2 separate regions of the Homo sapiens genome follow, and region 1 is linked to region 2. The links are chromatin contacts, found by Hi-C or POLR2A ChIA-PET in ENCODE. All regions are on one chromosome and are shown on one strand. The core of a region is the stretch at or near the end of the contact, and the rest is flanking DNA. Distances in the headings are between cores, read along the strand shown.

Region 1 (5,679 bases), core at 495-2,994, 170 kb before region 2:
TGGATTTATAATGGCATTTTATATTTGGCAGGCCATCATAGATTATTTACAACCTAAAAGCTTTTGTGTATCAAAAAAATCACATTTTATTAATGTAAATTTCTAATCGTATACTTGCTCACTGTTCTGATTTCCTGTTTCTGAACCAAGTAAAATCAGTCCTAGAGGCTATGGTTCTTAATCTATGGAGCTTGCTTTAAGAAGCCAGTTGTCAATTGTGGTAACACAAGTTTGGCCCTGCTGTCCTACTGTTTAATAGAAAACTGTTTTACATTGGTTAATGGTATTTAGAGTAATTTTTTCTCTCTGCCTCCTTTGTGTCTGTTTTAAAGGAGACTAACTCCAGGAGTAGGAAATGATTCATCATCCTCCAAAGCAAGAGGCTTAAGAGAGAAACACCGAAATTCAGATAGCTCAGGGACTGCTAACAGAGAACTACATTTTTCTTATTGCCTTGAAAGTTAAAAGGAAAGCAGATTTCTTCAGTGACTTTGTGGTCCTACTAACTACAACCAGTTTGGGTGACAGGGCTGGTAAAGTCCCAGTGTTAGATGAGTGACCTAAATATACTTAGATTTCTAAGTATGGTGCTCTCAGGTCCAAGTTCAACTATTCTTAAGCAGTGCAATTCTTCCCAGTTATTTGAGATGAAAGATCTCTGCTTATTGAAGATGTACCTTCTAAAACTTTCCTAAAAGTGTCTGATGTTTTTACTCAAGAGGGGAGTGGTAAAATTAAATACTCTATTGTTCAATTCTCTAAAATCCCAGAACACAATCAGAAATAGCTCAGGCAGACACTAATAATTAAGAACGCTCTTCCTCTTCATAACTGCTTTGCAAGTTTCCTGTGAAAACATCAGTTTCCTGTACCAAAGTCAAAATGAACGTTACATCACTCTAACCTGAACAGCTCACAATGTAGCTGTAAATATAAAAAATGAGAGTGTTCTACCCAGTTTTCAATAAACCTTCCAGGCTGCAATAACCAGCAAGGTTTTCAGTTAAAGCCCTATCTGCACTTTTTATTTATTAGCTGAAATGTAAGCAGGCATATTCACTCACTTTTCTTTGCCTTTCCTGAGAGTTTTATTAAAACTTCTCCCTTGGTTACCTGTTATCTTTTGCACTTCTAACATGTAGCCAATAAATCTATTTGATAGCCATCAAAGGAATAAAAAGCTGGCCGTACAAATTACATTTCAAAACAAACCCTAATAAATCCACATTTCCGCATGGCTCATTCACCTGGAATAATGCCTTTTATTGAATATGTTCTTATAGGGCAAAACACTTTCATAAGTAGAGTTTTTTATGTTTTTTGTCATATCGGTAACATGCAGCTTTTTCCTCTCATAGCATTTTCTATAGCGAATGTAATATGCCTCTTATCTTCATGAAAAATAAATATTGCTTTTGAACAAAACTACTCCATTATTTAGTACTCAATTGCAGTTTTAAAAGGTGTACACTGCTAAAAAAGAAAAAAAAAAAGAAAAGAAAACTTCCAGCTGGACGCGGGGGCTCAAGCCTGTAATCCTAGCACTTGGGGAGGCCGAGGGGGTGGATCACACGGAGATCGAGACCATCCTGGTCAACATGGCGAAACCCTGTCTCTACTAAAAATACAAAAATGAGCCAGGTGTGGTGGTGGGCGCCTTTAGTCCCAGCTACTCAGGAGATTGAGGCAGGAGAATCACTTGAACCGGGAGGCAGAGGTTGCAGTAAGCCGAGATCACGCCACTGCACTCCAGCCTGGGCTGCAGAACAAGACTCCTTTCAAAAAAAAAAAAAAGGAAAACTTTTTTTCACAAATGCATCAAACTGTTTGGAATGACAAGATTGAGTGATTTCTGAAGGCTTCATTTTATAATGCCCGAAAGAACAACACTTTGTTCCCCAATTACAGGCTTCTGTTCTGTCTTTGTCCTGCAGCTGCACAGTGGGGCAAGACTTGGGTTTGGTTTTGTTGCTGCTTTGTTGCTTCTTCATTTGACTGTTTCCCCATGAGTCTTATAATGAATTATGTTCTCCTCTGACATTGTTCCTCACCTAAGAAAATCCACAGCTGTCTCTTCCTTGAGGCCTGAAGTCAACAACATTACAACCTCATTTCCCTTTTATCCACCTCCTTTTCCCATCTGGGTGGACACCCCAGCCAACTAGTGATTCAGTGTTATCAGTTCAGACAGACCAGTTTAGGAGCTACACTCCTATATCATTTGCTTTGTAATTTGTGAAGAGGCACATAGCATAAAGAGAGCTCTTCTAGCTGCAATGCACATGCAAGAATTTTTGCTTTTGATTATAGCCTAATCTTTATATCATCCTGCTGGAGACAAAATAGCAGCTGCAGTGTTGAATGAAACTCTGCCATTTTAGTGGTTTTAGGTCATTTGGGGAATGGGAGTAAAGACCTGTATTCTGTGGCAAGAATTAATTTTACCATCAGAAATACTAGCTAGTGTGTGAGCATGGGAGAGGGATGGGGACAGGGTCGAATAATTCTGTGCCTAATAGCTAATTCAAGTAACTGGGGTTTTTAGGTAAAAAGTCATAATAGTAATATATATATGTATATATATGTGAATATATGTGTATATATGTATGTATATATGTTGCATTTTAATACAAAGACATTAAGAATTTTATTTCATTTCCTGAAATGTTCACATGTCCAGTTTTATTCTGAGAATAACTCAACAGATGTCTAAATTGTTGATACTCTCCTAGGTTCCTCATAGAATATTAAATTAAAATTCAATAGATTAGTATTCATGCCTGAAGTCCTAGGAAATATAATTTTGTTTATTGGCAGCCCTAGTCAAACATGCTAGAAGACAGAATATTTATAATTCACTGGTTTTATTGACATTCACTCAAATTCTGTTGTTTTTAAAGATCAAGTTAAAGACTACACAGACCTTCAAAACTTAGCATAGCACAACTGGGATATCTCTCAAATAAAATAGGCATCAACAAGGGATAAGCAACTAACCACTTAATGTAAGACTTTATGCTTGCTTTTCCAGTTATATTTCTGAATTTTGCAAACTAATTTGTGTCCTTTTTTTGAATAAATTTCATTTCTATAGAGATGTCTAAAAATTATTTAGCAGACTACATTAAAAGAGAGTGGAGCTAACTTCTTAACATAGGTTAATATACTCAGTGCAACAAGCTGTGGACCAAGAAATCTTCATTTTCTAGCAAAATCATTTGACTTTGTGATTATTTTAAACTGTTTATACTTATTGCCAGGTTTAGTGACCAGAAACCAAATGTTAAAATCATTCTTGGATTCAATTTACATTTTAAATAATACCTACAATACAAGTTCCCTTTTAAGAACTAAGGTCTCTAACCTGTTTCTGGTTGAGGTCATAGTATAAATTTCTCCTCTTCAGGCCTTCTAGTGTCTTTCTAGACTTTCCTTTCTCCCTGTGTCTCCCACAGGCTTCCTTTCTCACCTGCCTCTACTTGTCAGTCTTCAAATCAGAGAAAATCAGGATCAATATCTGCTTTGGGAAAGACAGGAGATAGATCAGTCGAGGAGATCAACTGCATGGTTACCCAAGTGAGCAATTAATAGGGTAAAATTCCCAACTGCTTTAAGAAATCACTGCTTTTTGAGAGTCAAACACATCAGGTGCATATTTTTCAGTACTGTCCACTTTGGTGCAAACTTCAGGATATGGTGGTAGATATTTGTTGACTTCTGTCAATAGAAATTTAGCCACAGTCAATATGGGGAAAATTGACTAAATTACATGTTTCATTCATTCATTCAACAGCAAATACATTAAAGCCCGCTATGTATCAGACATGCTTTGAGGCTTGAAACACAAGATTCACAACAGAGGATAAAACTAGAGAAAGATATTCTAGGTAAGATCAACAGGAAGAACAAAGGTCTCCCAGCAAAAATGCATAAGGTAAGTGTGGGCAGTTCAGAAAATATAAAGTGATCGAAAGGAAAGAAAAGGAAACTGTAGGCAAATGAATTTAGTCTTTTACATTTAGTAAAGGAAGCTCCATGAGGACCTCTGAGCACAGTGGGGGCTGTATGTGTCATAGAGCACCAGACAGAAAGTTAGAAGGTCTTGGTTGTAGTGACTAGCCTGCCACTTTCTAAACCTATGTTTCCTCATTTACACACTCAGATATGTAAGATGTTCTGGAGGTGTCTTCCGGCAGAACAATTCTGCAATTCTGCATTTTCGAAAATGGGTCTACAGAAAGAGTAGGGATTGGGCTATGAGTTATGAGGCTCCTTGAAGTTCTAGGGGTGAGACAATAAGGATAAAGCGAGACTTCAGAGACAGGAAGGGAAGTTTGCCCCTGTGGTTGTTCAGGCTGTGCACTACAAATCTCTAGGGGTTGCTATTTGCATGAACTAAGATGACAAGACAGGTTAAGAGGTTTCAAAGTTCTTTGTGGTTGGATGGGCTGGAGGTGCAGGCTTGGAGATCTCCTGTAGGAAGAAGTCATGTGAGTTCAAGAGAATTCTTGTGGGAAAACCAGGGAGGCAGGAAGGAGGGGTGAATTTTGCAAGCATGTCTCCAAGAAGAGGAGCCAGGTCTTGTAACATTGAAAGGGAGTCATTCTCAGGGTCAAAGCTGAAACCATAAGAAGATACACAGAACCTGAAAGACCTCCATAACCATTAAGAGGGAAGAAGACTAGTTTCTAAAGCTCATAAAAATGTGTTCTGAAAAGGTATTAAGTACTGACTGAGGGCTAAAGGTCCAGCCCTGTGCTAAATACAGCAGATTCACAGGAAAATAAAACAAACGTATTTCCTGCCTTTATCAAGCTAGAGAAGACATTACATGAGGCTAGAGAAGACTAGACACTAAACAAATAATTACATATGTAACCCAATACATTTGTGAAAAGCAAAAGCATAATGTGTGATGACAGTAAAAGGTGGAATCCAGATCAGAGGACAAGGAAGGGTTCTGTGAGAAGATGACATTAGAGCAGGAACAGAAAGTTGAATAAATGTTAGAAGCAAAGTGAAAGGAGAGTGTGACATTAAATGGTAGCAATAAAAATGAAAAAAAATCTAGCTATATTAAAGAAATAGTTTGAATCTTTAATTTATCAGAGTTGGGGATATATTAGACTGAGGCAAAAGAAGATAGAAGATAGCAAGGATTTTTCCAAGGCTTCTGGCATAACAAACTGTGCAGATAGAGGTGCCATTTATTGAGATGGGGGACATGCAAAGAGAAGGAGATTTAGGATAGATTAAGAATTCAGTGTGAGGTATTAATTCCAAGTGACATTTGATATATCCAATTGGAGATATTAAGTAGGCAGTTAGGTCTGTGGGTCTGGAGCTAAGAAGAAGGGTCTGAGACAGATGTAAATTTAGAAGTCAGCAATATACAGTGGTATTACAAAACACAGGAACAGTCCAGATACTTAGGGGAGGGTGAAAACTGAAAGGGGAAGAATCACAGGGCAATTGTGAGAATATAAAAATGTTCTAAGTGCCAGAGGAAGAAATTGTTGCAAAGAGTCTGGGTCAGTTTTATCGACTATGGCAGAGAAGGTATGAGAAACACCTACAGATTTATCTGCTCAGAAATACTCCTTTCTTTTATTTTTATTTTTATTATACTTTAAGTTTTAGGGTACATGTGCACAACGTGCAGGTTTGTTACATACGTAT
Region 2 (5,963 bases), core at 2,228-4,727:
CTAGCTTTTGAATGTGTTTGCTCTTGCTTTTCTAGTTCTTTTAATTGTGATGTTAGGGTGTCAATTTTGGATCTTTCCTGCTTTCTCTTGTGGGCATTTAGTGCTATAAATTTGCCTCTACACACTGCTTTGAATGTGTCCCAGAGATTCTGGTATGTTGTATCTTTGTTCTCATTGGTTTCAAAGAACATCTTTATTTCTGCCTTCATTTCATTATGTACCGAGTAGTCATTCAGGAGCAGGTTGTTCAGTTTCCATGTGGTTGAGTGGTTTTGAGTGAGTTTCCTAATCCTGAGTTCTAGTTTGATTGCACTGTGGTCTGAGAGACAGTTTGTTATAATTTCTGTTCTTTTACATTTGCTGAGGAGAGCTTTACTTCCAACTATGTGGTCAATTTTGGAATAGGTGTGGTGTGGTGCTGAAAAAAATGTATATTCTGTTGATTTGGGGTGGAGAGTTCTGTAGATGTCTATTAGGTCCGCTGGGTGCAGAGCTGAGTTCAATTCCTGGGTATCCTTGTTAACATTCTGTCTCGTTGATCCGTCTAATATTGACAGTGGGGTGTTAAAGTCTCCCATTATTATTGTGTGGCAGTCTAAGACTCTTTGTGGGTCTCTTAGGACTTGCTTTATGAATCTGGGTGCTCTTGTATTGGGTGCATATATATTTAGGATAGTTAGCTCTTCTTGTTGAATTGATCCCTTTACCATTATGTAATGGCCTTCTTTGTCTCTTTTGAACTTTGTCGTTTTAAAGTCTGTTTTATCAGAGACTAGGATTGCAACCCCTGCCTTTTTTTGTTTTCCATTTGCTTGGTAGATCTTCCTCCATCCTTTTATTTTGAGCCTCTATGTGTCTCTGCACATGAGATGGGTTTCCTGAATAGAGCACACTGATGGGTCTTGAGTCTTTATCCAATTTGCCAGTCTGTGTCTTTTAATTGGAGCCTTCCTCTGGAAGTTTTGTCTCAGAGGACTACCTAGCCGTGTGAGGTGTCAGTCTGCCCCTACTGGGGGGTGCCTCCCAGTTAGGCTGCTCGGGGGTGGGGGGTCAGGGACCCACTTGAAGAGGCATTCTGCCCGTTCTCAGATCTCCAGCTGTGTACTGGGAGAACCACTGCTCTCTTCAAAGCTGTCAGACAGGGACATTTAAGTCTGCGGAGGTTACTGCTGTCTTTTTGTTTGTCTGTGCCCTGCCCCCAGAGGTGGAGCCTACAGAGGCAGGCAGGCCTCCTTGAGCTGTGGTGGGCTCCACCCAGTTCGAGTTTCCTGGCTGCTTTGTTTACCTAAGCAAGCCTGGGAAATGGCGGGCACCCCTCCCCCAGCCTCGCTGCTGCCTTGCAGTTTGATCTCAGACTGCTGTGCTAGCCATCAGGAGACTCCGTGGGCGTCTCGCTGCCAGGACCTTCCCAGCCATGTGCGGGATATAATCTCGTGGTGCACCGTTTTTTAAGCCCGTCGGAAATGCGCAGTATTCGGGTGGGAGTGACCCCATTTTCCAGGTGCCCTCTGTCACCCCTTTCTTTGACTAGGAAAGGGAACTTCCTGACCCCTTGTGCTTCCCGAGTGAGGCAATGCCTCGCCCTGCTTCAGCTCGTGTACGGTATGCTGCACCCACTGTCCTGTGCCCACTGTCTGGCACTCCCTAGTGAGATGAACCTGGTACCTAGGATGGAAATGCAGAAATCACCCATCTTTTGTGTCGCTCACGCTGGGAGCTGTAGACTGGAGCTGTTCCTCTTTGGCCATCTTGGCTGCTTCCCACAATAATTGTTAAGTAGTCTTTAAGGTTTATAAATCCCTTTCATATGTATTATTTAATTTACTCCTCATGACAGCCATATAAGGTATCATCATTACTTTCCCTGTTTTGCATGTTGGGAATTGGGCCTCAAAAAGGAAAAATGATTTATTTGTCCAAGTTTACTCAGTAAGAATCAGAGCAAGTTTTCAGGCTTTGTTTCCCTGACTTCAAATACTAAGCCTTTTTATTCCCCAGGGCATGAACTCCCACTCAAGTTCAAGTGAAACTGCTTAGAAGTAGTATATATATATTTATAAGTATAGTGCAAACAGTTAGGTCCCAATGATACTTCATTGTCCAAATGCAATAACTAAAATTTTTTGAGAACTTCAAGCACTGTCTAAACACTTTGTGTGTACTGACTCATTTAATCCTTATGAGAATATTATGAGGTAGTCACCATCATCTTCATCATCTTCATTACCATCTTCTTCCCCATATTACAGAAACTAAGGCACAGAAGTGTTAGAGATAATGATGAGCATCTCAAATAGCTCATGGTAGATCTGGGATTTGGACCCAGGCAATCTGATGTAAAAGCCCCTGCCCTAAATCTCTACACTCTGCTTCCTATTACTGAGACTGGTCATAAACATCTGTCACTGGAACCATCCCTCTCAGACCTAGCACATGCACCAGAGCTCAAGGGTGAAATAGGAGTTTCAATGTAATCCATTGTTTTGGAACTCATAATCCAGAACCTATTGTGTAGTTTTGTTCCACCATTCATTCACTTACTCATTGAAACATTCACTCATTCATCCATTCAGTGGATACCTACAGATCTCTTACTGCATGCCAAGGTTTCTGCTGGGAGCTCTGCCAGCAACTGTGGGCCCTGGGCCTCTCCGCAAGAGTCTCTCCCATCCTGCCTCGTGATGTTAATCCACATACCTTCATGCTCTCTCTGTGGTGCCTCCAATCCTGCACACAGCATTCCAGGCATCTATGCACGGATACCCCCTTTCCACTTACACAAAGCCCTTTATATTCAGCAACATTCTATAGCTCCTCACAGCAAACCCTAGAGGATGGAGCAGTCATTGTTGCTGATTCCCACTTACAGATGAGAGAGTTCAACTTTTGCTTTTTTAGTTAAACCTCTGTATCAAGGTAACTCTCAGAAAAGTCTTCCAATAATTAAATATTACATTTGGAGAGTGAAACATCATTGGCTCTCAGCCACAGGGCTACAGGGGTGTTATGTATAATTGGATAACTAATAATAAACTACCAAAATTTGCCAGTAATTTTTTTCTAAAAAGAAATTTATGTGCGTTCCATGTTATCTCTGTAAGAACCTAGCTTTTACTTGCATTTCTATATGTTTTCTTTTGTAGAAGTAACAGTGCTATAACTGGTGGGTGCTAGGAATTGCTCCAACATGCAATCTCTCTGTACCACAGCCCAGGGGAAGCTGTTGTCAGGAATAGTAGCTTGTCCAAGGTCACATAGTGTCAGAACCGGGACTCAAATGAGGTCCCAATTCCCTAGACTATTGGTGATTTTTTTTTCCACTCCATGACATCCTGTCCCGCTTTCCTACCTCAACTCTGCCTTTTGGAATCCTACCCTGAAAACCTTGTTTTAACAGGGTGGGACCAGGGCCAGAAAAGGTCAGAACGAGTCCACTTACAATTTTTGGACACACTTCTGGAAAGGCTTCCCACAACACCAACAATGACTGCCAGGGCCTGCCAACAGCTCCCAAGTTCTAAGTTGCCAACCCTCACCAAAGATAGCACATGCTAGTCTAATTATTTCTTACCCTTTCAAAGCAAATATTCCTGAAGAAAGACTGGCCTATCACTTGTTAAAATGCATTGTGAGCATTTCTAGGCACTCTGACTAAAAAAAAAAATTTTAAAGCTCTGTCAGTTTCATGCAAATAGTGTGTAAGTTGAAAGCGTACTGTCAAATATTCGAGCCCTGAAGGGTTTGAGGCAAAACCAAGAGAAGCAATCAATGAGGAGATTTTTCATGGACCTTGGCTCATTTACATTCTGCTAATTTACTGAGACAAAGTGAAGCCTGGCAACTAATTGAGAAGGCTCTTGATGCTGGAATATTTTGTGTAAATGAAAACCTGCCAGTCTGGTTTTTTTTTTTTTTTTTTTGAGAAAAATATGCTTCTAAAGACAGAATTATTTAATATTATAGATGTTTAGATTTCTACATTTAAAAGTGTAAAAGTGGACATAAAACATCTTAATTAAATCGGTTTCTCTGCAAAGGACTGAGCAATGGCTTTTGGCTCCTGAAGGCTGGTATTAAATTTAGTGTCTCTTGCAGAACTGAAGTCTTTATGATACCACACTGCGGTAACTGTGAGTGTGGTTGCAAGTGTGAATTATTTGTGCTGAAGGCCTAGGGAATGCTGTTATAACTTAAACTGTTTTAGATCTACAAAGAGCAAATAACTGGAACAGATAAGATTTCCCATTGTCACATGCTGTGGCTTGGAACTCAGACACAGGGAGCCAGTTGGGAAGAGAAATAGGGAAACTTTCTTTATATCTTTTATCTTTCTGACCAAATGAAAGGTATAAACACAGGATTCTGAACTGACTAGCATGTTCATGCAAATGCAGGGAGCTAGGGGAACAAACCCAATGAAGATATTTTACAGTTTGGTATTTTTCGCTCCCCTTCAAATTTAAGGGCAAGACACTTTGCCTGGTATAGTGCCCTTTGGGTTTGGAAAGCACATATTGGGGCTTAATTGAATTGTTCCTTATAATAGTCTGGGACCACACATGTTAGTTACCTCTGCCCCATTAGGCCACAAGCTGGTCCATGATCACCCTTCTTAATTTGCATTTTTGGCTCCTGGTATCAACATCAGGACACTCATTCTGAGGCAGAATGCCAAAAACATAGACCCCAGACGCCCTAATCTAAGTGTTCTAGTTCTGTGATGGTATGAGATTGAGTTAGGCAGACAGAGGACTGGTGAACTGTATATGGATTCTGAAACTGTGAATTGTGCATCTTCTGAGTAATTGGTTTAGAAGCAATCAGGGGTTTAGCTAGAACAGTCGGGTTTCTGGTGTTGGCAGCAGGCTCTTGGAGTGCCTTCGTAATGTTTCATCCTCTTCACGTGTACAGGGCACAGTAAATCAGGTATTTGTAAGTCAGGGCTGCCTGTGCCAGAAGCATGTAAAAATAGCATGTATTGAGTACTACTGTGAGTCAGGCACAGTGCTAAGTGCTTTGCATACACAATCTTCTTCAATCCTTACTTTAGTCCTCTGTGATGTGTATTCTTGTTAACATCCCCAAAAGAAGACAGAAAGGCTAAATAATTTGTCCAGAGTGAAAGACCTGGTAACTGGCAGAGGCAGGATTTGACCCTGTCCGAACTTACCAAGTGCAATGAACAAAATACTACTTCCAGGTAGAAAGAAGAGAGTTGAACATCTAGGTAGAAAGAAGAGAGAAAGCCTCTAGGGATCAGGATGAGTCATGCAGCAGGTCACCGAGCAAGATGATTAAAACACTGGAATCAAGGAACAAATCTCCAAAGTCAGTTTCCAAGAAATGTAATTTAAATGTTTCATGCAATAGCATCTTACCTTTGATCATGATATTTTTCAAAGTTGACTACTGGAAACACAAATTAAAAAAAAAAAAGCTTTAAAGTTATCCATAGAAGATCAATGTAAAGTTGAAACTCACATGTACAACCTGTTAAGGCACAATGTCCTACTTTGTGGTTTTCACACCAGGCTTGGGAGACTGCAAACACTTATTAATCTTATGCATGTGGCTGGGTGCACAAAAGCCAGCCCATGCATTTGGCCTTTGGATAGGAAACCCACAACTCACACCAGGAGGACATATGTCCTAAAATTTCCTTGAAGAGAGGTAGGCAAATTCTTATTTCACAGGCTTTTGGAGCAACTGGGTTAAGTGATCCCTTCTGTCTGTCTCCTTGTTCTTCTGCCACAATGCCAATGGTCCAGGCTCTTCACAGGGGTAAGACAAATTCCTGAGTGCCCAATGGGCACTCTACACTGGAGATGGAATCAGGGCACCATCTTGGATCCAGTGAGCACCCTAGGAAAGTAAATCTCACTCAAAGATGAGAGGGCTGAGTTCCCTCCACCCTTCCTAGTCAGCTGCCTTGAATTGTCTATTGGCTACTTCTGGGATGTTTT

The links. Hi-C counts contacts between places; a loop is a spot of excess contacts on that map. ChIA-PET counts read pairs that join two places held with the same protein, here RNA polymerase II (POLR2A). Pooled maps may share reads with other maps.
Region 1: a map of endothelial cell of umbilical vein shows a loop between it and region 2 (2.8-fold over the local background). The contact joins the promoter of PDGFDDN here to the enhancer-like site in region 2. A Hi-C loop is called at or near these places in 2 of 168 maps with a recorded cell type or tissue (Right ventricle myocardium inferior and endothelial cell of umbilical vein), 2 of 37 single-sample maps with no recorded cell type and 2 of 50 pooled maps. POLR2A ChIA-PET finds 5 or more read pairs at or near these places in 1 of 52 experiments (endothelial cell of umbilical vein).

Annotation. Positions count from the first base shown.
Region 1 is chr11:103,902,935-103,908,613 of GRCh38, reverse strand. It overlaps PDGFDDN (PDGFD downstream neighbor), which reads left to right and starts at 1,744. Exons shown (of 4, transcript XR_947960.3): 1 at 1,744-3,934. PDGFD (platelet derived growth factor D) reads left to right here. Exons shown (of 7, transcript NM_025208.5): 7 at 1-1,425. RefSeq lists enhancers at 3,884-4,053, 4,474-4,563.
Region 2 is chr11:103,734,690-103,740,652 of GRCh38, reverse strand. No RefSeq gene overlaps it. Among named protein-coding and RNA genes, the nearest start is that of MIR4693, 110 kb to the left of the region's middle. RefSeq lists an enhancer at 936-1,481. Within about 2 kb of position 3,477, at least 4 of the 41 ENCODE cell types and tissues checked have a DNase peak (open chromatin) inside an H3K27ac peak, as active enhancers do.